Linked DNA regions of Homo sapiens: regions 1, 2, 3, 5, 6 and 7 are each linked to region 4. The links are chromatin loops, found by intact Hi-C in ENCODE. Cell type or tissue: endothelial cell of umbilical vein. All regions are shown on one strand.

Region 1 (4,000 bases), 1.1 Mb before region 4:
AGTGTTGGCAGTGAGGGAACATGAGGTTGACAGCTGGGCAGGAACCAGATTAAGAGATTGGATCTTATTTTAAGTGCAATGGGGAGCCATTGTAGGTTTTAAGTACAAGAATAATTTATGTTTTAAAAAAGATAGTTCTGGCTGCTGAGTGGTTAATAGATGGCAAGGAGAGAAGCAGAAAGATGGAATAGAAGGCAATTTCAGGTATCCAGGCAATAGAGGGTGAAGACTGGAGCTATGATTCTATGATAGCTAACTTCCATATTTGCCCTCAGTGATTCTCTCCTTTTGGTATTTACACCCTTTGGAAGTCTTCTGCATTTTACCAGGGTTAGTCTCAATGTAACCAATAGAGTACAGCAGAAGTGATGGTCTGCTGCTTCTGAGACTAGGTTATAAAGGCTATGACTTCCATCTTGGTCTCTCTCTTTCTTGGATCTCTTGCTCTGAAAGAAACAAGCTCCTAAGTTTTGAGCTACCTTAAGGAGAGGCCTGTGTGGCAAGGATCAACAGCCAGCAAGAAATGGAGGCCTGCCAACAGCTACACAAGTGGCCCCAGAAGTAGACCCTTTTTTCAATAGAGATGACAGTTGGCAATTGGCTATGATTCCAAAATTATGGGGATAAATTAGGAATGGAGAAATGGATTTAATAATCACTAGGGCCAGGTGTAGAGGCTCATGCCTGTAATCGTAGCACTTTTGGCATCCAAGTGAGGCAGATTGCTTGAGGCTAGGAGTTCAAGGCCAGCCTGGAAAGTATTGCAACACCCTGTCTCTACAAAAAATAAAAATAAAAATAAATAGGTGTGGTGGCAACTGCTTGTTGTCCTAATTACTAGGGAGGCTGAGGTGGAAGAATTGCTTCAGCCCGGAAGTTCGGGGCTGCAGTGAGCTGTGATCGCACCACTACACTCTACCCTGGGCTACAAAGTCAGACTCTGCTTCTAAAATAAAAAAAGAGAGAGAGAGAGAATATCTCAAATATAGGTAGCATTTAAAGCTGTGGAACTGGATGGGATAACCTAAATAAAATTTATTGAGAAGAGACAAGACCCAGGGCATGAATGAATGAAATGAATGAATGAAATATGAATATCTACATTAAAACACAATTCCCTTTAAAAATTAGAACACATAATGGGAATACATATAGGTGTTAAGTTGTCCATACTGGGAATATTCAATACTGGACATTACTACTGAAGAAAATTTCTTAAACTTCTTTATGATGTGACATTTATACACTGAGAGTGTGTGTTAAGGTTGCTGTGGGGACTTTAACTCTTGAACTTCCTGATACTTGGTGTATTTTCATTTTAAACCTTCCTATTCTATCACAATAAATTTACAAGTTAAACATGTATAGCTATGCACCGTGGCTTTGAATGTGTCTGAATTTCCAAGGAAACATGCACTATGGTATTGGCTATTTATGAGTGTGGAGAAATCTAAGGAAACGTATTTTCATTTCTTATTCCTCAGCAAATTACAGCTCGACATGGGCCTTTAAAAAATAGACTTGCTTTACTTCAAACAACTTGCTTACCTTGAGGTTTTCTGGGAACGTAGGGCTGTATACTTCTGAGAGCTCTTTCATAAATGATGGGATGTGCTGCAACCTCTCAGCTCCAGGCACCTTGAAACAGGCAGGGGGGTTTCTCTTTTGCCTTCCGTGTTTGCTTAAGGGAAACTAAAAGCAATCTTCTATTTGAGGTCAAGTTCTATTACACTGAAAACATTTAGTCTTCAACATACACGATTAAGATAGCACATCTGTAGTGGTCACGAGGATACATGCCCAACTTGCCCCATAGAAAGATAGTAAAGGAATCTCTTGTGTTGGTGGAATAATAGGACTGAAACATATTGAACTTCTTGAAGGGAAAGTATAAGTAGCATCCTCTTCTTTTGCTTTCTGGACACATATTTTCCCATCTCCAGAAAGACTGAGTCCCCAGGGAATAAAGACTATTGATGTGGCCTTAAGTTTGCAATTTGTGCTTCCCATAAAAATTCCTCCCCCAACTATGTATGTATGTCAATCATGATATGTCACCAGCAGGTGGCAACAGCGAGTGCAATAGAATGGAAAACCCCAGGTCAGAATCTCTGCAGATCACTAGGAAGGGTAGCATGCCAGTGTACACAGTGTATGCAGAAGGGAAATGACTGCTATTTATTTTTTTTTAAGTGCTTTACCACTCTGTCCTACCTCTCCAAGAGTCCATTTTCTTTCTTCCACAAAAATTGATTTAGACCAGAGGTCAATACTCTTATTAATCAGAGGGAGGTCCTTTTAATAGCCTGTAGGTCTTTTCCTCTACATCAGGGACAGGGAGGTTTGCCCTTGTTTGTTAAAGAGTTCTCATTTTCTGACTTGCCTGCCCCTATGGGCCTCTTAAAGCAACTCTGAAAACAAGTGGCAAAGAATAATTTTTTACTAGAAGACTTAGCAAGAGCCAACTAATTTGACCCATTAAGTGGGCTATCAGAAAGCTAGGAGGAGATGACAGGGGTTGTTTGCCAATATGAAAGAAAGAGAGATATCACTGTTTTTTTTTTCTTTTTTTTTCTTTGTTTGTTTGTTTGTTTGTTTTTTTGTTAAGCTGGCAGCTGCTGTAGTCGGATTCACTGGCATTGACTGCCACCTGGTTGGGGAGGAGTCCTATATCTTTGCAGATTCCATCTCAGAGATGAGACATTGTCCCCCTGTAATTGCCTTTGTGTAATTTCAGGACTAGCATCATGATAGATACTATATGGCAGAGCAGGCATGCTTGGGCTTGTCACATGTACAATGAGGGACTAGAGCTGTCTTTCAGGTCCAAGGAGCAAGGTTATTTGAGGAAAGCTCAGCTGGGAGTGAGTGTTCTTGAGGAAACATCTGCTCCATAGGGATGTAGACCCTTAGAAGAACATCCTTTGCAGGTTGTGCATGAGACAAGCCATAAATTAGTAGGATGAGCTCCCCCTGTAGTCTACTCTGAGTACAGAACTACCTTACAGACAATTCAGTTAGGCCTCAGACATCACAGTGCACCAAGGCAAATAAATCCACAAGTGGGAGGATATGCTTACAGGCACAGCCTTAGTGGGGGAACTGTGAAAATTATCCCTTCATGTTTCTCTGAAAGCAAGTGTATGAGCATTTTATGGAAACCTAGTGCCTCCCATCCCACTTGGAATCTGAATTGCTTGCAGTTTCCTGAGATGCCACTCCAGCCATCCATGAGGCCTGTTCTCACTTCACACATACTCTAAGACAAACGACTTGTCATATTATTGAGAAGATGGGAAACTATTTATATTACCACCTAAAGAAAGCGCATTATAAGAAATCAGGCTATGACTTTGGTTTTGCCGATAGCTGACATTTCAAATTCGGGCAAGTCACAAAAATTTCATTTCCACTTACTTATGTTAAGTAGGGTAATGATCCCGCCTTGGAGACCCTATAGAATATTTGATGATAATAATAATAATAACTAAATGATTATCGCTTATTCATGTGCTGATTTCCAGCCTGATAGTCAGGCTCTTCACCCATCTATTTCAGAGAAAAGCCAATATCCTACCACCATCTCCAGGGCCCTATATCATCTGACCCCTTTACTTCTGACCTTGTTTCCTCCTGTTCTCCTTTTATTCATTCAAACTAAGAAACTAGCTTTCTTGTTATGTCTTGAATACACTAGGGTCTTTGCATTGCCTATGTGCTCTTCCTGGACTGCTCGTTCTCCAAATATGCAGACGATAGAATTTCTTACCATCTTTCCATCTTTGTTCAAATGCTGCCTTCTTAATTAAGTCTACCTGGCCCACACATTTTACAGTTCGAACCTGTCCCCAACCAGACTCCTAACCTCTTCATTTTCCACATTCAAAAGCACTTACCTGTTAATTATGATTATTGTTTACTGTCTGTCTCCTCCAATTAGAATATAAATTCTTTAAGTACTGGAATTTTTGTTTCGTTGGTTTGTTTTCAATGGAGTATC
Region 2 (4,000 bases), 1.8 Mb before region 4:
GCTTGGGGAAGATTGTTGTTAGGAATATAGACTCAGATGACTTGAAATTATCTCAGTGATATTGTTCACTATATGAGTTTGTCACACCATCATTTTTAGTCTGCTCATCGACAAAATAGGAATGAGGATAAAAATAATGCTGATATTGAGGGCTTATTTTGGGGATAAAATAATAACAATACTGATAGTTATAGTAATAGTGGCATTTGCATAGACCTTACCATGAGCTGGGAACTGTTCAAAGATTGTAACACATATTAACTAACCAAACACAGTGGCAGCCCCATGAATCAGGAGTCACAATTATCCCCATTTTACAAATGAGGCAGTGCAGGCACAGAGAAGCCAAGTAACCAGCTCAACGTTGTATAGCTAAGAAGTGTCAGGCTGGCTATAGCCAATAATAATTTAATTGTACATTTAAAAATAACTAAAAGGGTATAATTGAATTGTTTGTAATACAAAAGATAAATGCTTGAGGGGACAGATACTCCATTATCTATGATGTAATTATTATACATTGCATGCCTTTATCAAAACATCTCATGTACCCCATAAATATATGGACCTACTATGTAGCTGCAAACATTAAAAAAATTAAAAAGAAGTGGCGAAGATGAAATTTAAACCCAGGCAGCTTAGCTCTTGTCTGGACTATATATTTGAAAAAGGTTTTGAAACTGGAAAATGCTATGTAAGTGGGGTTATGATTTGTTATTGGTGTAAATGAAAAGTTCCAAACAAGGGGACTAAGCAGCAAGAGGGATGGGCTTCAGTGCAGGGGGCTCACTGCTGATGTGAGGGCTTGGGCAGGCTTCTGGGAATGGTGGACCTTAGAATGGGGGCAGGGAGCTTCTCCACTTGGAAATCAGCTTCCATCCTCATCTTTCATTAGATCAAGAGTGAAATCAGAAAGAATGTTCATTGCAAATGAAGAGACCCATTTCAAACTAGCTCAGGAAGAAAAGGAATTTATTGGCCATAGCTGGGAAGTCTGGAGGCATGGCTGGATCCAGAGATTCACCCAAGACCTGCCTCTTTCCTGCCATCTTTGGCTCTCTTCTCCTCTGTGGTGGCATCATTCTCGGGCTGGCCCCACCTGGTGGAAAGGATGACCTACAGCAGCTCCAGCCCAATAAAACCGCACAGTTGGAGACAATGATTTGTTCTGCAATGTCCTGGGAAGGCTTCTCACAGCCTGGCTGGAGGCACGTGCCCACTCTTGGGGAGGTGGAACCAGCCTCAAACAAACCACACAGGCTGAGTGGGCTTTCTGTAGAATAGGAGAGGAGTGAGTTCTCCAAAAAAAAAAAAAATGGGATGCTGGGCAGACAAAAATCATGTCTACTGCAGCCTTGCCACTGGCCCCTGAGCAGCATCAACCTGGGAGCTGTTAGAAATGAAGGTTTTGGTGCCCCATCCCCAGACCCACTGAGCCAGAATCTGCATTCTAAGAAGGTCCCAGGGGATTGCTGTGCATAATGAAGTCTAAGACATGTTGGCTGACAGAGGGCTTTTAGAAAGACATGTGTGGTTTGTCTGTCTCTCTCATTCTTATTCCACACACACTACGTACATGCTTAAACCGTTGGCTGCCATCATAAAAATGGTCCCAACCAGGAAATGTGCAAAAAGGCAGGACAGGTAAGAGCAGTACTACCCTTAGATTTTGGCAAGAACCCACAATGTAGAGGCCCCTTGCAATGGACTTCTTCTGGCCACATCCGTGCCACTGACTAGGGAGACCATCAGGCAGAGGACAGTGTTCACCTGGAGTCCGCCTCTGCTCTTCTAAACCTCACTTTGGGTACCTGTACCTGGGACTCAGGAATTCCCTGGGCAAATGACCCTGAACATGTTTCCAGGAACTGCACGGGATCTTCTCCAGCCATTTTACTCTGACCACCCAGATTTCAACCTGTCCTTAGGAGTAGGACATAAATGTGTGTACTTTTGGCCTGAAAGGTGGCCGAGGGGGCCTCACTTTCCTTCAAACACAATCCGTGCTCCTTTCACCTCTCCCCCTTTCTCTCACTGCTGTTGCATTACCTGTAAAGCACGCTGGATTTGGTGAAGGAAGGAAAAATGAATGATCCAAGAGAATGAGAACGTGGAAGCAGTTTGTGGAACTGAATGACCCTACCCTAGGTCTTCAATATCATAGCCTACTTCAGTACACATGTTTTTCTTTGTTCTTACAGAAAAATATCGCTTGCCTAGGTTTGTTCATTTAATACCTGCATGACTTTTTACTTTGGCACGGAATCTCCAATTAGTCTGTGTTAGAGAAAACAGCCAGAATAATTTTCTTTACCTACTTTCTATCTGGGACTTGGCTGAGGTGCATGTGCATGAGGCCACTCATGATGTGGGATGCAGCCCGAGGAGAAAAGAAGACGGATGGGCTGCCGGCCAGGGCCTGACTCGATATTAATCTATAATAGGTGTAGCAAATATTTCATGAACGTGGCTGGCTGTGCATGCCTCTTTGCAGTAAAACACTAGAGGTGCTTTATCAATGGTTCCCACTAGATGTCGCTGTCGTCACGTTTGTAAATCCTATAACCCTCCTTATCTTCCACCTTGGTTTAATTTCATTAGATTTAGAACATAAATATGTCAATTTTTAAGTTGGAGAACAGATTTTCCTATATCAATTCTTAGAATCCTTGCTTTATTTTTATGTTGTCACCGACTTCCCGTTACTTTTGTTGTTTCTCTTGCCCATTTTGAGCATACAAAGGTCTCTGTACACAATAGGTGCTTAGTAACATTTGAATTGAGTTGAAAAAGGGGGGTTTCTATGGATTTGAGAAGGATAGTGCCCTTCCATTTTAACTTTCTGGAGCATAATTTATTTATTTATTTTTTGGAGGCAGAGTCTCACTCTGTGGCCCAGGCTGGAGTGCAGTGGTGCCATCTCAACTTACTGCAGCCTTAACCTCTTGGGCTCAAGCAATCCTCCTGCCTTGGCCTCCCAAGTAGCTGGGCTACAGGCATACGCGACCATGCCTGGCTTTTTTTTTTTTTTGTGGAGACAGGGTTTCCCTATGTTGCCTAGGCTGGTCTCGAACTCCTGGGCTCAAGACATCCATCCACCTTGGCCTCCCAAAATGCTGGGATTACAGGCGTGAGCCACCACACTGCTGTTATTTTTAAAAAATGAAGTAAGTGCCTTGATTACAGGGTTTTAAGTAAGATCTTAAGCCAAACTCAGTGTGAATTCACATGGGGAAAAATCACTAGCCTCTAACAGAAAATTAGTATTTCCTTTGATTGTAAATGCAGGCAACAAACACAGTAACAGTAGTACCTGGGACTATGCTGCCAATAGAAATTTCAGACTTTTATATTATATTATTGTAAACAATCTTTTAAAAAAAACTTTTGTTTGAAGTTCAGGGACACATGTGCAGTTTCATTATATAGGTAAACTTGTGCCATGGGGGTTTGTTGTACAGATTATTTTGTCACCCAGGTATTAAGCCCACTATCCAATTGTTATTTTTCCTGATTCTCTCCCTCCTTCCACCCTCCACCCTCCAATATGCCCCAGTGTGTGTTGTTCCCCTCTATGTGTCCATATGTTCTCATCATTTAGCTCCCATTTATAAGTGAGAACATGTGGTATTTGGTTTTCTGTTCCTGCATTAATTTGTTAAGGGTAATGACCTCTACCTTCACCCATGTTCCTGCAAAGGACATGATCTCATTTGCTTTTATGGCTGCATAGTATTCCATGGTGTATATGTACCACGTTTTCTTTATTTTTATTTTGAGACGGAATCTCGCTCTGTCGCCCAGGCTGGAATGCAGTGGCGCGATCTTGGCTCACTGCAAGCTCCGCCTCCCGGGTTCACGCCATTCTCCTGCCTCAGCCTCCGGAGTAGCTGGGACTACAGGCGCCCGCCACCATGCCTGGCTAATTTTTTTTGTATTTTTAGTAGAGACCGGGTTTCGCTGTGTTAGTCAGGATGGTCTCGATCTCCTGACCTCATGA
Region 3 (4,000 bases), 68 kb before region 4:
AGTAATGAATAAAATAGACAAGAATCCCTGCCCACATGAAATTTATATTCCAGAAAGTTAAGCAAGACAAATTAAGTGCAGATTATGTTTGTAATAAGTGCTGAAGAAAAAATTAAGCTAGGAAAGGATCAGAAAATGTGAGAGAGGGTCCAATTTTAAGTTAAGCAGCCAGGGAAGGCCACAGTAAGAAGGTGACATTGATTCAAGATCTGAAGGATATGAGAGTGAGAATCATATTTGGGGGAGGAGCATTCAAAGATAAAGAACAAGTAAATAGATCCTAAGAGAGGAGCACCCCTGGAACATCTGAGAAGGAGTCAGGAGAACAGGAGTGAGTAAGAGAGGGTCAGTGATAGGAAATAGGATCCCAAAGTATAGAAGAGGTCACATCACACAGGACTGCGTAGGCCACTGTAATGTCTTTGCACTTCCTCAATGTGAGACGAAAAGCCTTTAAAGGGTTCTGGGCCAAGACTTGACAAGGTCCAATTTACCTATTAACAGCATTTCTATTGCTGCTGTGCCTAAATTAAAGTGTGGACAGGGGCTGATGCAGGGGAATCTATTAGAAAACTTTTGTCCTAATTCATGTAAGTGATGATAGTGGATCAGACCAGGGTGTACCAATGGAGGTGGTGAGAAGTTTTCGGATTCTGAATACACTGTATTTTAAAGGTAATTCCAACAGGTTTTGCTTGTAGCTCAGGTGTAGAATAAGAAAGAGGAGAATCAAAGACAACTCCAAAGCTTGGGGGCTGAGCAAATAAAAGGATGGTATTTTCATGTATCCAGATGGAGGAGATAGGAAATTGAGTGGCTAGGGGATGGATGTAGAAGCTCAATTGTGTTAATTTGAAACACCCAATTGGAGACCTAAATGAGGATAGAAGTCATCAGTAACCTACGTGTTTCTTCCTCACTGATCTTCTCTGGCTTTGACCTCCAATGCCCTAATTCAAATATCTACTTTCTAAGCAAAGGCATAATTGCATATGTTGGTAAAATTACTTTTCGAAACCATAAAGCACTATCAAATGAACATTATTATTATTTATACATGGAAATACCAGGATGATGCCATAAACCCCAAGAAGTGCCTTTCATTTGGTATTTTAACAATCAGGCTCTAAGAAACTTGAGTCCACAGTACCTCAGGGTTTTGGGGCCAGAGGAATAAAGACTGGATTTTTGCAAGCAAATATAGTGCCCTTTATGGAAACCTTCACAGTTTGCTAAACTTTTGGAAAATGAAACACCCATCATTAAACTGTAACCTAAGGGGACATGAAGAAACAACTAACCATGCACACCCACCTCTTCTCTCCCGGGAAGTAAAAGCATTATGCGCAACTAAAGGAACTACAAGTTCAATTGAGAATATGTAAAAACCCATGGGTTTCCTTTTTAAAGAAACCAGAGTCCATACTTGCAATCCATCTCCCACTTCCATCCCATCTCGCAACCACCAGCTCTGCCCTCATTCCCACTCGTCAAATCTTGGTAGAAACAGCTGTCACCACAAAAGTCATACTGGGCCAGGACAGACAGCTGGCTCTGTGATTCACAAACAAATTAACCTTGGGATTTTATTTTGAGCAAAGGGGCTTCCTATCCTATGTCCTTCATGGCCATCCATTTTTTGCCCTTGGGTAAACACACACCAACTCAAATGTCACACATGGGGCTGAAGGACATTTGGGGTTTTCAGGGTCACTACCCACTATTGCTTTTAAAAAATATTTCCTCTTAATCAAAGGCCTTTATCTCTTGACAAAGTTTCCAGTGAAAAAGTGTACCTAGTTTAAGTAGCCAACTCATGCCTGGGGTTTAGCTTCTCAAAGAGGGAGGGGTGTGAACATCGTTGTTCCATTAACAATTTAAGGATCAGCTCTCAAAGTGTAGTCATAAGGCGTAGAATTAACAGATGACATAATGTGATATTTAAAAGTTTTAAGAAACCAGCAAATACATGTCTTGCAGCACAGCACCATCTACTGACCAGACAGAGAAAGAATATGGGGGTGGGGGAAGAAGGTAGAGAGAAAGGATGAGAAGGGCTGAGAAGGCTGGGGGGAAGAGGAAAGTGAAAAGAGGGGAAGAGGAAAGTGAAAAGAGGGGAAGAGGAAAGTGAAAAGAGGGGAAGAGGAAAGTGAAAAGAGGGGAAGAGGAAAGTGAAAAGAAGGGAAGAGGAAAAGAAAGAAAAAACAGGACTTCAGATTTCCGTTAATGCAATTCCACATTCCACAGATAAAGAAACAGAGCCCAGAAAGTTTAGCTGAATTCGCCAAGGATACAAAAGGCTCTCAGGTCTCCTATTTATAAGGAAAATTATTTTCACATTTTTGAGGTTTAAAAAAGAGCTATCCTGCTGTAGAATTTGAGAAATTAATCATCATATATCAAAGGAACTGATTAGAGAGTGCAGATATAGACCCATACGTTGAGTCTGTTATTTTTCTACCTTTGTACAAAGGCAATTCAATAGGGAAATGATAATCTTTACAACAAACTTTGTTGAAACAATTTTGCAAAAACTATGTAACCTCAACTCATAGTTCACATCTTGTGTGAAATTTTTATACACCTTGTATAAAAATTCAATATGTATTATAAACCCAAGTAAAAACTATAGAACCTTAGCCGGGCACGGAAACCATCATTCTCAGCAAACTAACACAAGAACAGGAAACCAAACACTTCATGTTCTCACTCATAAGTAGGGGCTGAACAATGAGAACTCATGAACACAGGGCGGGAAACATCACACACTGGGGCCTGTCGGGGGGTGGCGGGTTAGGGGAGGGAGAGCATTAAGAGAAATACCTAATGTACATGACGGGTTGATGGGTGAAGCAAACCACCATCATACGTGTATACCTGTGTAACAAACCTGCACATTCTTCACATGTATCCCAGAACTTAAAGTATAATAAAAAAAAATGGCACAACCACTTTACAAAAGTCTGACAATTTCTTTATATAGCTAAATATACATTTACTATATGACACAGCAATCCTACTTCTAGGTATTTACGCAAAAGTGAGGAAAATTTATGTTTTTAAAAAAACTCTGGGCCAACTGTGGTGGCTCACACTTGTAACCCCAGCACTTTGAGAGGCTGAGGCAGGAGGATTTGAGCCCAAGAGTTTGAGACCAGCCTGGGAAACATAGCAAGACCCCATCTGTACAAAAAATTAAGAAATAGAAAGTGGTGGTGTGCACCAGTAGTCCCAGCTACTTGGGGCACTGAGATTGGAGGATCACTTGAGCCCAGAAGGCCAAGGCTGCAGTGAGCTGTAATCGTACCACTGCACTTCAGCCTGAGCAACAGAGAGAAACCCTGTCTCAAGAAACAAAACAGAACAATATAAAATTGTGTATGAGCATTTATAATTCCTTTAGGTGTGATCACAGAAAAAATTCTCAGAGCTGTACAACAGAAAGAGTAAATTTTGCTGTATGTAGATGATATCAAAAAAAATGTTTAAAATGGTCTGTAGTCCGGAATACATTTTTCAAAAGCATGGAATTAAAAGTATATTCTACCCTCATACACTATTTGTTTATATAAGTGAATTTGTTCTAAAAAAAAAAAAGGAAATATAGAAAATAAAATGAATAGTGACTCCTGCCTCAAATATCCTATATTTTTAAATAATGGAAACTTAATTGGTAAGTTTTTAGTCCAATATGAATAGTTGGTTACATTATGAATATTTTAAGAATCAAAATTTGTTATACAGAGTAAGGCTAGGCACAGTGGCTCATGCCTATAATCTCACCACTTTAAGAAACCAAGACAGGAGATTCGCTTGAGGCCAGGAGTTTGAGACCAGCCTCGGGAACAAAGTGAGACCCCATCTCTACAAAAAATACAATTTTTCCAGCCCTGGTGGCTGATGTTTGTAGTCCCAGCTGCTGCTTGGGATGCTGAAGCAGGAGGATTGCCAGAGCCCAGTAGTTCAAGGCTGTAGGAAGCTATGACCATTCTACTGCACT
Region 4 (4,000 bases):
CAGGGACATCTTAGCTCTCCCTTCCTTGTTTTCACTGTATTTCTAGGGCAGAACTCTGCAACAGACTAAAACATTAGCTCTACTGCAGTGATTCCTGTGTTATTATTCTGTCATTTTACTGAATTGTCAAGTCCTGGCATAAATGGCAGATCATATGGAGACCATAACACAGTGATAGGCCTTTAAATAATGGTTTTAAGGAGTATTGAGTTTGCACACAACAACTTCAACCAACCTCCCAGTGTTTAACAACTTCAGTGTTGGGATACACATGTGAGCCTCTGACTTTTTTCACTGTCACATTTTAATGTCATCAGGCACATTAATAATTCTGAGAAGAAGCAATCTCATGCTCTCAAGAAAGCCACCCAATAGCTTAAATTTTGGTGCAAAATCGTAGAAATCACTCCATTCGATGACTGTCTTTAATATGGCTAGATTCTAATTTTTTAATAGGTGTTTTAATCAACAATCTTGTTTCATTGCAAAGTGATTTTAACACTGAAGCCACTATTTATATGAAAATACTTTAGCAATGAATTATACATTTTAGTATATGTATATATATCAAATGTCCATAATCTTTTAATACATATATAAGCATATGTAATACGGATGTGTGTTTGTGTGTGTGTGTGTGAGTGCTTACACACAGAAAGAGCATGTCACTGACTTTTTATTGTTAGAAAAGCAAGTCTAAAACATAAAATTTGGTTACACTTTAGAGTGAAACAGACTTAGGTTCAAACCCCATCACCACCATTACTGGCACTAGACCTTGGTCAAGGGCTTCCTTCTTCTCTACTGTCAAACAGAATGAGAATTACTTCACAGGCCTATTGTAAGGATTAATCACAAGAACGTAAAGTCCAAGCATTGCACCTGATACATGACAGGCACTCCACTTCAGAAAGAGTAAAAATGTTCCTTAAAGCAAGTCCAGTGCTTTGCCTGGATTAGGTAAAATTGAGAATAATGGGGATATTTTCCTAGTAGGTATGCTGAAACATATATCTAGTCGGTCGCCTAGCACAACACATAAATATATAAATCAATAAAGCTTTCAAAAAATACATCGTTTGGGTTTAGAGCAAAGGAAATGACAATTCTTCCTGTTGAATGGTCTTTCACTCATTGTTAAGGTTGATCACTTAATCTTGGAAAATCCAGAAAATTCAACAGCTAAAACTCTCACCTACACCCTAATGCAGTCATCTGGGGTCTGTGTGGCTCTTTGTGTTACTCTGCAATCTGTTCCACCTGCATCTTAATAGGTGGTCAAGTCATAGCTGAGTCCCAAAACTTCACTTTGGAATGTTCTGGCCTTTTAGGCTCAAAAAGAAAGTGTTTAGATTTAATGGTTTTATGGCCCATCAAATCCAGTGTGGTAGCCTCTAATTGCATCCAGGGGCTGGAATTTCTTTTAAAACTTTTTTTTTTTTTGACAGTTTAATAAGAATTTGCTAATATGCTGAACATTCCTGGAACGCATTAGGTAGGTTTTAATTTTTCTTGATATGAGGTCCCAGCACTCCCTCATGTGGCACTTGCCCACATAACAAGTCAGAAGCAAAAGGATAAATGAATATTTAATCCTTCTTTTCTCTTTCTTTTTGATTTCTCATGTTTAAAGGGAGAAAAAAAATCTCAAGTAGCTCCATGAAAGATGAAGGAAAATTTTATTATAGCTACTGTGCATAAAACCTGAGAGGTTTCCATGGCAATGTTCTTAAAGCACCAAATGGTATAGTAAGCATTTTATTAATTGGATATTTGAGAAGTCAGAGATGTTCTACTTATCCTGGAAGACTAAAATTTAGCCTAATGATACCACCTATTTTATATGTGTTAGCATTTATGTTTATTATTGCTATTTCCTTCCATATGTTAAATATTCATAGAAATAATTTTGTATCCTTCTTTAAAGAATATAAAGAAAAAAATTCAAAAAAATAAATAAAAATGATCTGCTAGAGTTTCAAACGGATGTGCCATTATAAGTAGAGGCACTTATAAAACAGCTTAAATATTATAAGATTTACAACTATTAAAATGTTGATTAAGTAATCCATTGAATCAAATTTTTTATTCGTAACACAGTGCATGAAAAACTGCCCTCCATTCAGTATTTTTCAGTTATTTTTTTCCACTTTAAAAGACTTCTTAGAATTTTATCTTTTGTTTGATTGTAATTCATGACCCATTGTTTATGCTCCCAAATTTTGCAAAAAGCGAATGATTTCCCAATTAATTTCACTTCTGTGGCTTATTTTATCTTCTCAAAGTTAAAAAGATAAAACAATAAAACATAGGATGTTTGCAATAAATATTTTAAGATGATAGCATAGTGCTTGCCTTAGGATTCTTGCTACAGTTAATGACGTTTGGAAATACCAGTAACAGAGCAGGATATTATAGGTAGCACTGCCTAAGTGATTAATAATCTGAGCAAAGCATTAACCTCTCTAAGCCTCGATTTCCACACCCACAGGAGTTGGAGAAAGTTTCTCAGGGTTTTGCACTCACATATTTTAAGATGGTGGTAAAGATAGATGAATAAATAATAAAGTCAAATTGCGTGGCACATACTAATTGCTGTATAAATGCTGGTGATCATCATTTTTCACAAGACTTTGAAGTATCACTTTCTGAGTTTATGCAACATTTATTAAAGACGTTTGTGTTTTTAGCAATAGTCAGAGATAGTTACATATCTTGTTCCTCTCCTATAGACCAAGAATGTACTTTGAAAAATGGAAATTAAAAGCATTCAAATGCTCACTGCCTCATCTAAACCCTCCAAGGCTGACATAGTGCAGTCGAAAGAAGTGGGCTGACATAAAGTGCGTCTAAACCCTCCAGGGCTGACATAAAGTGTAGATTTCAGTAGAGTAAGAAAAGGTAGCTCTATACTTTGAATTGTTTCTTTTTGCATTTGATAAAATTTTAAATGGGATCAAAATCATTTATTTATATACTGAAAAAAATTGCAAAGATCATCCACTTCTATGCCAGTTTTCTGGGTTTTTGTTTTTGGAGATTTTTGTTGTGAAAGTTTTTTCTTTTTTTTTTTTTTGTCTTTCCAGCAGAACTATTTAAAGAACTTTTCTTTTGAACACCAAAATGCAACACAAGTAGCTCATGCTCAGTATCACACCTAAGTTCTGTAAGATCCCTGGAAACAACCCCAGCCTCCTTGGGACGTGGCATTCAATCCACTGGTCTTGCTCAAGTAGCTCACTTTATCAATGAAGAAACATAATCCTAGAAAGTGAAAATGACCTGCCACAGAAATAAAACTAGTTCTCGGTAAATTTCCACATAAATCAGATGTCCCAGATGTACAGCCTAGGGGACACTTGTAGCCCACAAAAGTATTTACTTTGGCCCACACATTGTTGCCCCAAACAGTGTTTTAGGGAATTTTGATTTATTTGCCCACATTTAAAAACCAGGAGATTGTACATAGAAATCAAGATTTCTGGCTTCTTAAAATTTTGGAAGATTTGGCAACCCCACATCCCTGCTCCCTTGGGTCATCAAGAGCTAAGATGTGGCTGCCCCCTTCTGATGGAACATGCAATCTCAGACTCACTGCAGTCTCCACACAGGAGCTTGCACTGTTTTTTGTTTGTTTGTTTGTTTGTTTGTTTGTTTGTTTGTTTCAATTTCATCTTTTTTGGACATTTACATTACAAGCCTGGCTCCTAAAAGTACCTTTTTTTCCCTGAGGTTTCTGCATAAAGCTTAAAATAAAAATATTTTTCACAAAGAAAAAGAACAATTTTTATTTCCACTAGATGTAAATGGAATATACTTTTCTGAAAGTGAGTTTTTGTGTGTGAAAGATAAAGATTTCAGAGACTTTGGGCTCTGAGGGGCAAATAAAGATAGTGTGTAAGCATTTCTAGCATTTATTTCATGAATCCTCACAAGAAATCCTCAGGTGAGAGCTCTTATTCATCCAGGGTTGCCAGATTGAGCAAACATACAGGACACC
Region 5 (4,000 bases), 550 kb before region 4:
AGGCCACAGATGACTCTTATTTGCCGAATTCAGTACATCACTTAGGAGCACCTGTATCCTTTGAGAGTTTATTACAAATGCAGCATCTCAGGCCTCATCCAAGTCCTCTGCAACCAAAATGTGCATTTTGACAAGATCATGATTTATATATATGTTAAAGGTTGAGAAGTTCTGGTCTGTAACACTCAATATTTCCACTTCAACCTTCTAAACTAAAGAATTGTGTGACTTGACCTGTCTTCTAAAGAAGCCTTCACTTTAGTGTCATTACCTTTGTCTTCATAAAATATTCTGTTTTTTTAATAATCATTTAGAAAAATCCAATAAAACAAAACTACAGTCATTTGTTGCTAAATGAGGGGGATAATACCTCCTGAGGAATGTGCAGTTGGGTAATTTTTGCCCTTGTATGAACATCCTAAAGTGTACTTACACAAATCTAGATGTACTTCTAGGCTATATGGTATAGTCTCTTGCTCCTAAGCCATAAACGTGTATAGCATGTTTCTGTACTGAATACTGTAGGCAACTGTAACACAATGGTAAGTATTTGTGTATCTAAGCATATCTAAACATAGGTAATGTTCAGTAAAAATACTGTCTTATAATCTCATGGGATCATCATTGTATATGAAGTCCATCATTGACCTAAATGTTGTTATGAGGCACATGATTGTGAATTGCAAGCAAAAAAAATCTACCTTCTTATTTCTGTATCTAAACATTTGTGTGTTTAATTTGTTCAGTTACAGGATCACATTGATATCCCTAGCCTAGCATTATTGTTGTTCAGAGCAATTGCACAGTGTATTTTGAATGAGTCAATATTAAGAATAATATAACAGACTCCAGGTGTGGTGCCTCACACCTGCAACCCCAACAGTTTGGGAGGCTGGGACAGGAGAATTACTTGAGCCCAGGAGTTCAAGACCAGCTTGAGCAACATAGTGAGACCCTGTCTCTACAAAACAAAACAAAACATTAGCCGAGCACAGTGGCATGCACCTATATGTTCCTGCTACTTAGGAGACTGAGGCAGGAGGATTGCTTGAGCCCAGGAGTTCCAGGCCTCAATGAGCTATGATGGTGGTACTGCACTCCAGCTTGGGTGACAGAGTAAGACTCTGTCTCAAAAAAAAAAAAAAAAAAAAAAAAAAAAATTAAAATTACACACACTCCCCCCACCAAAAAAAAGTTATCTGAAATCTTTGGTTAAAAAGCAAGAAAGTGACTTCTACTTCTGGCCAAGGAAGAACAACTGAAAAACACAAAACATATGAAACAAATTTTGCCAGACACTGGACATGAGGCAAGAAGGGCGAGTGATTGCTGAGCGATGGAAGTCAAATGAGATGAGTGTTTCATTTACCCCAGATGGCTGCCTTGGGTACCTAGGAAAATCTCAAGAAATTCCTTATTGATAATAGATTTGAGAGTCTGCAGAGAACAACGTAGCTGAAGTTGGCAGGGCAGAGTACCAGAGAGGAGAGAAATGTAGAGAGCGAGGACTCTGGAGGTCTGCGGAGGGTTCCCTTGTGTATTTGATTTGTTTGTGTATATGAGGAAACTACCTGAGACTGAGGAAAGAACCACCTGAAAAAATTGCCACTGTCCTGTCTAACTGGATTCACAAGAGATTGGAAATAGTGCCCATTCCCATCAGCTAGGTTAGTTACAAAACCTCAAGATTCAAGGGGCGCTGTGTAGAGTGCACAGAAAGATCTTGCCTTAGTAATGGGAAACAATCAGATCCAGACTGAGTGTGCTCATGCCACCTAACACATTTCAAAAACAAGACTCAGGAAGATAAAACTATTACTATTGAATAAGTAATTCAGCTGTATTCCTAAACAAAATTCAAGCATATTAATATAAATAAAAGAATATTCAGCACCCAGGAAGCAAAACTTTACAATATCTGGTATTAAACCAACAATTTACAGGCATGCAAAGAACAGAAAGATACAATTCATTATGATGGAGTCAATCAATCCTTCCCAATGAATCCTAAACTCCCTCGGATGTTAGAATTAGCAGACAAGGACACCATTAAATTTTGAATTAATTAATATCGTTTTTTTAAAAAAAAAAAAAAAAAATAGGAAGTATCATTCTTTTAGGAGAAACATCACCATCTGGTGGTATTTTCAGGTATTGCCAGTAAAGATATTTAAAACAGGAAGGGTGGTTTTTCTTGGTGTTTACAAATATGTGTATAAATAATTACAACTATATCTATGAATAAACAGCTGAGCAATTGTATAAACCATACAACTTTTATTCAAACACTTGTATAACGTTTACGTATATGTTATTTTATATATACACATACAAATATATTTATATATAAGTATTCATAATTATGCAAATTGAAGATGCAACAATAAATAGACTTTCTGAAATAGTTGTTCTGATAATTAAATATCCAGTTACCATTGTTGCGTTGCCTTAATGACTTTTTCTGTCCCTCTATCTTTGCCCTAGGGTCTTTCCACAAGCTTTCTCTTGTTCTAGGATAATCTTCCTTCCACCTTTCACTTGGTCACTTCTTCCACGTCCTTCAGATTTTACTTTACCTGTCACCTCCTCAACAAGCTTTCTCTGATAATTTAGAGGCAATTAAGCCTCTATCACAAATACTCTCAGGTAATTCACTAAATCCCTTGAAATAGTATCCACATTTGTGGTTATGAATTTACTTGTGCACTTATGTGGAGAAGGTCTTCCTTTCCCACTAGGTACAGTGTTCCATGAGGTCACTTTTCCTCATTATGCACCTTTCAGAATCTAACACAAAGTTGGCACACTGTGTGCAGTTGTTGGATGATGTTTCCCCACCCAGATTTTCATCTCTATTATTGAAATGTGATTAGGATTTAGGCTTCACAGGTAAACCAAATGCAGCATTGAATTTCAATCTCAAATTCCAGGACATGTGGAGGTACGAAATCACTGCTCAAATCAGCTTGTTTAAATTCCAGAATAAAAAGCCCTAAATGCTTCTCAACTTATACAGTTTTTTTCTGCAAATCCCAACTAAGGAACTGAACTTCACTTAATTCAAAATAAAAAATAATTCTGAAATCTGTATTAGGTTTTTCCAGAGAAATAGAACTGATAAGATGTGTGTTTGTGTCTGTGTACACAATTTCTTATAATTAATCTCTCTATGCATGTAGGTCAAACATTCTGGACATGTCTATGAAGGTGCTACTGAATGAAATTAACATTTGAATGGGTAGACTGAATCTCTTGATGCATATATATGTGTGTGTGTCTATGTACAGACACACACTCATTATATATTTATAGATAAATAGATAGATAGATATTCATTATAAGAAATTGACTTATTTGATTACGGAGGCTGACAATCTGCAGTTGGCAAACTGGGAACCAAAGAGAGCTTATGGTATATTTCCAGTCCAAAATGCTGGTGGGCTCAAGACCCAGAAAGAAAATATGTCTCAATATGAGTCTGAAAGCAGGAAAAAAATCTAATGTCCCAGCACTAAAACAGAAATTCCCTCTTATTTGCAAGAGGATTAACTTTTTTGTTCCATTAGGGCCCCTTCGACTAACTGGAAGAGTTCCACCCACATTAGAGATGTCAATCTGCTTTACTCAGTCTACCTATTCAAATGTTAATCTCATTCAGGGGCATCCTTACATAAGGGCCCAGAATGTTTGACCTAATGTCTAGCCACTCGATAGCCCAGCAAAGCTAATACATAAACTTTACTATCACAATTCTACCCCTTCTCATCTTGGCACATATACGCCTCTCCTTAAACCATACTGATATGGTTTGGCTGTGTTTCCACCCCAAATCTCATCTTGAATTGTACTCTCCATGTGTCAAGGGCAGGACCAGGTGGAGGTAATTGGATCATGGGGGTGGTTTCTTCCAGGCTGTTCTCTTGCTAATGAGTGAGTCTCATCATGTGAGATCTGCTGATTTTTTTGTTTTCAGGGGTTTTTTTGTTTGTTTTTGTTTTTG
Region 6 (4,000 bases), 810 kb before region 4:
TAACATGTTCCAGGAGCGGGAGAGCAGTAGGAGTTGGAATGGTTTGATTAGTTAGTTGTCATTAGCTAGAACCACAGAACTTACAAAAGGAGGAGAAAGCTGGAGACATGCAGATCTATCCTGACCATCCTGATACCCTAATGAAATGTATGAATTCAGTTCTTAGAAACCTATGTGTGCGCATGTGCCAGCTGGAGGAATCTGCAGATCTCTGAGGACTGTCTGTGGACCCTGTTTAGAGTTTCAGCAGGTGATAAAACGTTAACCAGGTTTACATAGGCCTCTGTCCTTTTAACATTCCATCCTTTCTTCCTTATGAAGCTTTAAAGTCTCCCCAGTAATTTTAAGAGTCAACCGCTAGCCCTTTGAGACTTTATTAAGTACAGTAATTCCATTGCCCTAAACATAAACTCTTTGACACATCCCCTGACAGTAATCTATTCCTTGCAGAGTTTAGGGGCCTCAGCAGCCACAGAATGTTTTCATTATAGAGCTCTGGGCTTCCTCTTGTCTGAGGCTTTAAGTAATGATGAGATCCCTTAAGTTCAACTACTTCACAAAAACTGCATTGCAATCCTAGGCCCAGTTTGCTTCAGAGGAGTACAGAGCCCTAAGCTGATGATCAGGCTCTATCTAAGAAATCTTGGATTTAATATCTGCCTTTATCCTTTTCAATCTCCCCACTGCAACTAAAAGATCTTCAACCTGTTTTCTTAATTGTTTCGGAATAAGTCTAGGAAGTTGAGCTTTATTACCCAGAGGGAGCCTAGCATTTATTTATTGTATTCGACTGTTATGTAAACTAAATGACTATTGTTACAGCTTCCGTGTGTATTTCAAAGAGCATTGTCATTTATTTTTCTGTGCTTTAACAATTCTGTATAGCTCAGAGGTTCACCACGTAAAGGGAAACCCAGGACCAGTGGCAGCAGAGATACACCCTGGAAGCTTGTCAGAAATGCCAGAATCTCAGGTCCTGCACCAGACTTGCAGAATCAGGACCTGCCCTTCACCAAAACCCACAGAGATTTTAATGTATTCGAAGGTTTGGGAAACTCTGGGGAGACAACAGCATTTAGTTGATGCTTCCGAATTACTTTGCCTACGAAGTAGGAATCTGATTAACATATTTTCTACCACCCAACCAGAGTGCTTAGCATAAAAATTATTCTGATAACTAAATTGTTTTTCTGCTAAGTTAAACTTCATTTGGGAAACTGTCTTGTATTTTTATTTCAAACTGCTAAAATGTCAAAAAAAAAAAAAAAAACAAACTACTATCCACTAGCCATTCATTCTTTAAGAAATTAGGATCCTATAATCCAGACTTATAAGAAAAGTTCTCAGCACCTAGGATAGTGACAGGTCCTGCCCTATATTAGATGCCTTCGTGAGGTGAGTCTTGCTTGTCGTCTTTTCCCCATAAAAGCAGGTGGTCCAACGTGGTCATCAGTCTCATCTACAGCAATGACACACACTAGGCCCACACTCAGGCCTGTTTCGCTGTAAATTTCCTCCTTGTTCCACTATTCCGCATAGGATAAAATTCAGAAACGTAGGAAGACTTCAATTCCAAGCCATTGTCTAGCTCAGGAGTTTTCAACCTCGGCACGACTGATTTCGAGACTGAATACTTCTTTGCTATGGGAGGCTGTCCTGTGCATTGCAGGATGTTTACCACATCCCTGGCCTCTCCCCACTAGATGGCACACAACCATTCCCTCATCACCACTCTACTTCATCCACCCTCCCCCGCCGTTGGGACCACACAGAAGTCTCCAGACACTGTGAAATATCCCCTGCGGGAGAATCTCCTGTAACTGAGAACTGATCTACAAATATGTGAATATGTGCAGTTTTATTTATTCCTAGCTTTAATATGATTTTCTCTATCACCTAACTCTTCCTCATAAGACTGCTCCACTCTATTAAATAGAGGTTCCAGGGACGAAAGCTTTAAGCCTTCCACAGTTGACACCAGTTTGTTTGCTCCACTTTCTTAGAGTTCCATACTTTCACAGAGACAAAAGGGCATTCAGCGTCTGCTTAATTATCTTAACAGGTGTGTTCACAAGTTATGAGTCTTGTTCTTCTTCAGTGGTTGCATTAGAAGCATTGCCTGTGGGAAGGTAAAGAGATACCTATATTATGGAAAAAGTTTTGGTTTAGAAATTAAATGTGCAGACTTTGAAGCCACATTTCCCTCCACCACATCCTAGCTGAGTGGTCTTGGGTAAGTTACCTCCTGTTTGTTTTCTCTGTGAAACAGAGTCCAAGCAGATAGTGTTATTTTAACAATTAAATGATATATCCCATCAATACTTAGAATCATGTCTAACGCAGGGAAGATCAATAATCATTTATTATTATTATCCCTTCAACAATTATGTATAACTTAGGATCTTGTCTGGGACAGAAGGCGATCCAAGATTTCTTGCATAAATACATACTCCATGGTCATGACTTTTATTCCGATCAAAGTTGTAGGCTATGTTTTGCATATTTAAATTGCATCATTTTAACATTGGAATATTACCATGGAATTTTCTGTCCTGGAGTTGGAAATATACTTAAACATGTGAGTTGATTGTTAGAATCCACTACCCTTTATTCAATTCATAAAACATTCAGAATTGAGTGAAACTAATCAACGTGTGAGAGATTTACCTTTGAAGCTTTGGTTGTGGGGAGTGGAGTAGTAAATTGAAGGGATTCCAAAGAGGCTTCTTGGGATATTCCTGTTGCTTTTTTTTTTTTTTTTTAACCTGGGAACAGGATACATGGAAGTGTTCAGTTTGTGAAAATCAATTGAGCTGTTCACTTTTCTTTATCTATTTATAGTTCCATAAAATTTCAAATATACATACAGATCAATTAGAGAAAAATAAAAACCTTGTTCTACACCTAACCATATTGTTTAGAGAACAGTTGAGAGTACCAGAAATAATACATTCTTTGGTATTTTGTTGAATTATGGCTCTTGTATTATTCAGATGGTTTTCTAGAGAAGTCTGACTTCATAAACTCTGTCTGCATTTGTGTTGTAAATACGGGATGGGCTGTGAAACGAAATTATTATATGGTTGTTTATATTAACCTAGCCAAACACAAACCTGAATTTTTTTAACCCAGACATAATATTGAGAAGTACTACTTGGATGACTTAAACTATATTTTTAGCTACTCGTGCTATTGTTAATGTGAAAAATATAAAACTAAATTATAGGTCCCCCTATTTTCATTATGGGACAATTTTACAGCTGTCAAAAAGTTGTATTTCACACTTCCCACATTCACAAGGCTACATTCGTACAACAGTTTATAAGTTTTTTTTTTTTTTTGGCTTTTTCCTCAGTAGCTGAAAAGTTGATATAGTAATGATTTTGTTGCAAGGTTGTCAAAGTAAATAGGCCACACCAAGCATAGACAAGGAATCTTAAATCTCAGAAAAAGACGAAATTTAGTTTATAACCAAGAATGGTAAATAGAGGAGTTGTGGATGGAATTTCCATATTATGCCCAAACCTCTTGAAAGTCAAATGTTTCAACTTTTCATCCCATTTTTTTTGCTCTGGAACTGCTACAGAGGAGTCCATTTGACTGACAGGGGTTCCATGCTTTTTTGTGTCTTCTGCCCTGTCTTATATGGAAGTGCCAATAAGCAGAGAACCAATGGTAAGATCCAAGGTCACACAGCAGGCTGAGGAATAGATGAGGCCGTTGCAAACCTGGTTAAACTTTCAATAAGACCAGCAGCTCACATAGTTTAGAGAAGATTGATTGTGAAAACTTAGTAGAACATGACAAAATTTTTTTTTTTTTTTTTTTTTTTTTTTAGAGTCTTTTTTTTTTTTTTTTTTTTATTATACTCTAAGTTTTAGGGTACATGTGCACATTGTGCAGGCTAGTTACATATGTATACATGTGCCATGCTGGTGCGCTGCACCCACTAATGTGTCATCTAGCATTAGGTATATCTCCCAATGCTATCCCTCCCCCC
Region 7 (4,000 bases), 1.7 Mb before region 4:
TATGATTCAGCTCCCACATATATCCAGACAGGTAAAGAATGCAATGATCCTATGGATTCATGCCTTTCCTTTCCCATGACAATGATTTCTCATTGTCAACTGAGAAGATGTCCTTGAGCTTGATTAATGTGAGTCTATGCCATTGGCCATTAGAATGAGAATCCCATTAGAATCCATTAGAATCACCTGGGAAAGCTTCTAAACACCCAAATGGAAGGCCACCCCCAGATCAATTAAATGAGAATCTCTGATGATGTGATTCAGATGCCATACTTTTTGGAGTTCCCCAAGTGATTCCCAGGTGAATCCATTCCCAGTGTGCTGACAAAACCCGGTACTGAGACTGAAGGGGCTGAGGGCCAGGCTTCACTTTAGGATACTCACAAAGGCAATCCGTGTGTCCCTCTGAGACCTTTGGATGGACATCCAGCTGGCCTTTTCTGGAGAGGAACAACATACTACCCAAATAATCCTATTGACCAGTCCCCAGAAAGGCTCTGTACAATTTTATGCAATGTTAACCCAAACCAGCTGTATTGGTCAGGGTTCTCTAGAGGGACAGAACTAATGAAATATATATATATGAAGGGGAGTTTATTAAGAATTAACTCGCACAATCACAAGGTCCCACAATAGGCCATCTATAAGCTGAGAAGCAAGGAGCGTCAGTCTGAGTCCCAAAACTGAAGAACTTGGAGTCCAATATTTGAGGGCAGGAAGCATCCAGCACGAGAGAAAGATGTAGGCTGGGAGGCTTGGCCAGTCTAGTCTTTTCATGTTTTTCTGCTTGCTTTATATTCTAGCTATGCTGGCAGCTGATTAGATGGTGCCTACCCAGATTAAGGGTGGATCTGCTTTTCCCAGCCCACTGACTCAAATGTTAATCTCCTTTGGCAACACCCTCACAGACACACCCAGGATCAATACTTTTCATCCTTCAATCCAATCAAGTTGACACTCAGTGTTAACCATCACACCAGCTTAGCTAAACTAAAATTTGAACACCTTCTCTGTGAGATTTGCAAGCAACTCTGGGGTTTACTTTCCCAAGGAACTGGGCTGAGGGGGATTGGTGGGTGGGCTAGAGTCAGAGCATCCTCAGGAGGAAGGTTCCGAAGGATAGGAGATGAGAGAGATGGGAAAAAGGGCACTTGAGTTCTTGCATTACAGACCCTCTTTTTTCCTAGAAGGGTACTCCTGAGGCACTATTCCCATCCTAAAGACTAGCTGACTATTCTTCAGTTATTTGCTCCAATCCAAATTGCAAAGGTGAAAATGAGAGTTTTAACTGAACCTCAGAACTTGTTTCCAAGTAAGAAATTATCCATTCCAGCCACTTCTGACACGTCCATGTCAGCACTTCCTGTGGTTCCTGCCCCCTACTCTTTTGGTTAGTGCTATGGCTGCTGGGCTGTTGGTTTTAACCCTTCATATGCTACTGATGTCAAAGTCTAATAGGAGAGAATTTCTCAGTGTCCTTGCAGAACAGTAAAAGATGAACAGCTTCCCCAAAGGAGGCTTCCTAGAAACATTAATTTATGGGACATAAAACAACCAACTAGAATACAGAGACACAGAAGGAGGATGGAGAAGAGAGGGAGAACAAGAAATAAAGGGGCTATCTAGATTTTAAAAGTCAATAATTAGTCTGCTTTTAGCATTACTAAGATCAGATTGGGCCAGAAGGTGAGCAATCTCCTGAAATATAAGGAAAAATATCAGGATATAATTTCTGTAGATGAAATTCAACCAAGAGACTGGACTTAGTGCTTCTGATCCTAAACAAATCCTGAAAAACAGTCTCAAAAGGCAGGATTGATGGGATAAAATTGAGCACATATGAAATGTTCTGAGTGCTAGGACCTGAACACCTTTCTGAAGTTTATCTTTTAAGATTTCTTTCTTCTTGTGCCTTACTTTGAAATGACTCTACCTAAAATGAGAACAATGGCATTCTAAGATTACTCCTCAGTGTTTACAAGCCTTTTGACACATTAGGGTTTCAGATTTAGGCTCTGTGGGCCTTTTTCTCCTTTGGTAAGGAAATGTGAAGTGTAGGTGAACCCATGAAGCAAGTTCGTCCTTTGTGCTTCATGGAAAAGTGTTTTCCAGCAGAGGGCATCCTTATGCAACGAATTTCTCTACCCTCAGAATTATTTGCGGATATTGAAGTGCATTAGGGAACAGATTTTGCTTTTAAAGGCTTTGCAGTTCAGTTTGTTTTTGGCAAGTCATTTATACATAAGGTGCTAAAGTGTTAAGAGGACTTGTTCCAATTTTTTTTAAAGTTGGGTAAGTGATAAGTTGTGCTATTAATGATGATGGTAGCAGATCATAAAATGGTTTAACTAAATTTCTGCTGTTTTATTTACTCATAAATTCAACAAATACTGATTGAGTGCCTTCTGTGTGCAAGACACAGGGGTAGAAGTGGGTATATGAAAGTGAGCCTGAATCAAACCTTCCTGGAAAAAAGCTTACTATATATAAAAGGGATAGGACACAAATGCAGGAAAATAAAATACAAGACACTCTCTCTCTCTCTCTCTCTCTCTCTCTCTCTCTCTCTCTCTATATATATATATATATATATATATATATATATATATATATATATATATATATAGTGTGTGTGTGTGTGTATTCTTATTAGAAGCACTGACTTCTCTAATATTAATTGTTAGTAGGCTTTCACATTTTTTCCATTTCCTGCTAGAGGGCAGCTAGAATATTCAAGTTGTTTTCGAATGTTTTAACTTCTGCCAAAATTGATTTGTTTAGGCTTCCTTTCTTCCTATTTTCAAACTCCATCTATATTTTAGGAGGAAATTAATCTGTACATTGCAATTCTGCCTGCAATTTTAAAAATAGATTATTTGGAAAGACTTGTTCATTGTCTCGGTATTCTCTAAACTCTTTCCATTTCTAGTGAAAAGGAGGAATTATTGTAACTTGGCCCTCTTCAACCCAGAGGAAATCTGGAGTGAAATCTGAAAGCGGCAGACTTGCTTAACCTTTTCCTATCAGATTGCTGGCAGTGGAAAGTTTGTTAAAAGTGTGTGGATTGAGTGAAACACCATGGGTCTCAGACTGGGCCACAGGTTCTGGGAGATGCATCTTGACCTCACTTCAGCCTGACACCACTGGATAAAAGCAAGCAACATTCCAAGTTCAGTTGCTTTTGTCCCAAGGATGAGACCACTCAGACCCACAAGGCTCTGTCAGAACCAGCAGTTTCAGGAGCTTGTTAGCTTGACTGTGTGGCTTGCAGCACCTTCCAGAGAATGCAGCAGGGCAGGTATGAATATGTGATGCTTTTCATCTTGGGTTCCATGTCCGGTAAACGCTCTAGAAGCTGTATCTGAAACTCAGGCTGCACCATGGGAGCTAACTGCTGGACCTTAGAACATAGTAGTAGATTTGGGCTCCTTCAGAGGAAACACAGATATTTTGCTCAGTGGCCTGGGTTGACCACACTTTCTGTAATTGTCCTGCTACAGGAGAGACCAGAATGGCTCAGTGTGCCAAGCATCTTGAGGAGAGTGCCATTCTAGAAGCCGGTTAAGTTTTTCAGTCCTCAGGTCTATTTTCAGTGAGAAAATCTATGGCAGATACTGTTAGTGCTCCACCCAGATCCCTTCTACTGGACTGGGGCACACATCCTCATATGTACAAGTTGATGCCTAGTGACACATAGTTGCTTCTTTCTCCAGAGAATTGTCCCCCATTGAAGGAAGTTACTTCATCTTTTTTTTTTGGGCAGAAACCAAAATTGGGGCATCCAGCAATTCAGACAATGACAGACTGAAAATGGGATACAAAATGTTGGTCCTTTGCCCAAAGGTAGAAACAATTTTGTGATATTACGCACACTCCAAGGTTCCCCATGAAATCAGGCTGAAAGTAAAGTCCAGCTGAGACTACCTCCTACTTGCGTAACACGATTCCTACTCCATCCTGCTTTTCCCACTCCCCTTTCCCTGAGAGCCCACCTGCAATA

What was found. Hi-C counts contacts between places; a loop is a spot of excess contacts. Peaks named below come from ENCODE experiments on the same cell type or tissue, not always from the same donor. Only the 100,000 strongest peaks of a DNase experiment are listed, where the experiment ranks them.
Region 1: a loop joins it to region 4, with 23 times the contacts of the local background. A loop is called at or near these places in 8 of 110 quality-filtered maps.
Region 2: a loop joins it to region 4, with 7 times the contacts of the local background. A loop is called at or near these places in 5 of 110 quality-filtered maps.
Region 3: it touches region 4 in a loop (7-fold over the local background); 3 of 110 quality-filtered maps call a loop at or near these places.
Region 5: a loop joins it to region 4, with 5 times the contacts of the local background. A loop is called at or near these places in 3 of 110 quality-filtered maps.
Region 6: a loop joins it to region 4, with 5 times the contacts of the local background. A loop is called at or near these places in 6 of 110 quality-filtered maps.
Region 7: it touches region 4 in a loop (10-fold over the local background); 2 of 110 quality-filtered maps call a loop at or near these places.

What each region holds. Positions count from the first base shown.
Region 1 is chr20:6,826,930-6,830,929 of GRCh38, forward strand. No RefSeq gene overlaps it. Among named protein-coding and RNA genes, the nearest start is that of BMP2, 61 kb to the left of the region's middle. In endothelial cell of umbilical vein, a CTCF peak has its summit at 2,056 (motif pointing right); a DNase peak (open chromatin) is centred at 2,082.
Region 2 is chr20:6,140,062-6,144,061 of GRCh38, forward strand. No RefSeq gene overlaps it. Among named protein-coding and RNA genes, the nearest start is that of FERMT1, 19 kb to the left of the region's middle. In endothelial cell of umbilical vein, CTCF peaks have their summits at 1,091 (motif pointing left) and 2,499 (motif pointing right); a DNase peak (open chromatin) is centred at 2,540.
Region 3 is chr20:7,857,530-7,861,529 of GRCh38, forward strand. No RefSeq gene overlaps it. Among named protein-coding and RNA genes, the nearest start is that of HAO1, 81 kb to the right of the region's middle. RefSeq lists an enhancer at 1-73. In endothelial cell of umbilical vein, a CTCF peak has its summit at 1,974 (motif pointing left); a DNase peak (open chromatin) is centred at 1,922; H3K27ac peaks cover 795 bases.
Region 4 is chr20:7,925,434-7,929,433 of GRCh38, forward strand. All of the region lies in intron 2 of HAO1 (hydroxyacid oxidase 1), which reads right to left. Among named protein-coding and RNA genes, the nearest start is that of HAO1, 13 kb to the right of the region's middle. In endothelial cell of umbilical vein, a CTCF peak has its summit at 1,547; DNase peaks (open chromatin) are centred at 1,078 and 1,508; H3K27ac peaks cover 1,600 bases.
Region 5 is chr20:7,373,983-7,377,982 of GRCh38, forward strand. No RefSeq gene overlaps it. Among named protein-coding and RNA genes, the nearest start is that of MIR8062, 4.4 kb to the left of the region's middle. In endothelial cell of umbilical vein, a CTCF peak has its summit at 2,151 (motif pointing left); no DNase peak of the experiment used is centred here.
Region 6 is chr20:7,112,333-7,116,332 of GRCh38, forward strand. No RefSeq gene overlaps it. Among named protein-coding and RNA genes, the nearest start is that of LINC01428, 140 kb to the right of the region's middle. In endothelial cell of umbilical vein, a CTCF peak has its summit at 1,687 (motif pointing right); a DNase peak (open chromatin) is centred at 1,719.
Region 7 is chr20:6,176,612-6,180,611 of GRCh38, forward strand. No RefSeq gene overlaps it. Among named protein-coding and RNA genes, the nearest start is that of FERMT1, 56 kb to the left of the region's middle. In endothelial cell of umbilical vein, a CTCF peak has its summit at 2,104 (motif pointing right); a DNase peak (open chromatin) is centred at 2,140; H3K27me3 peaks cover 211 bases.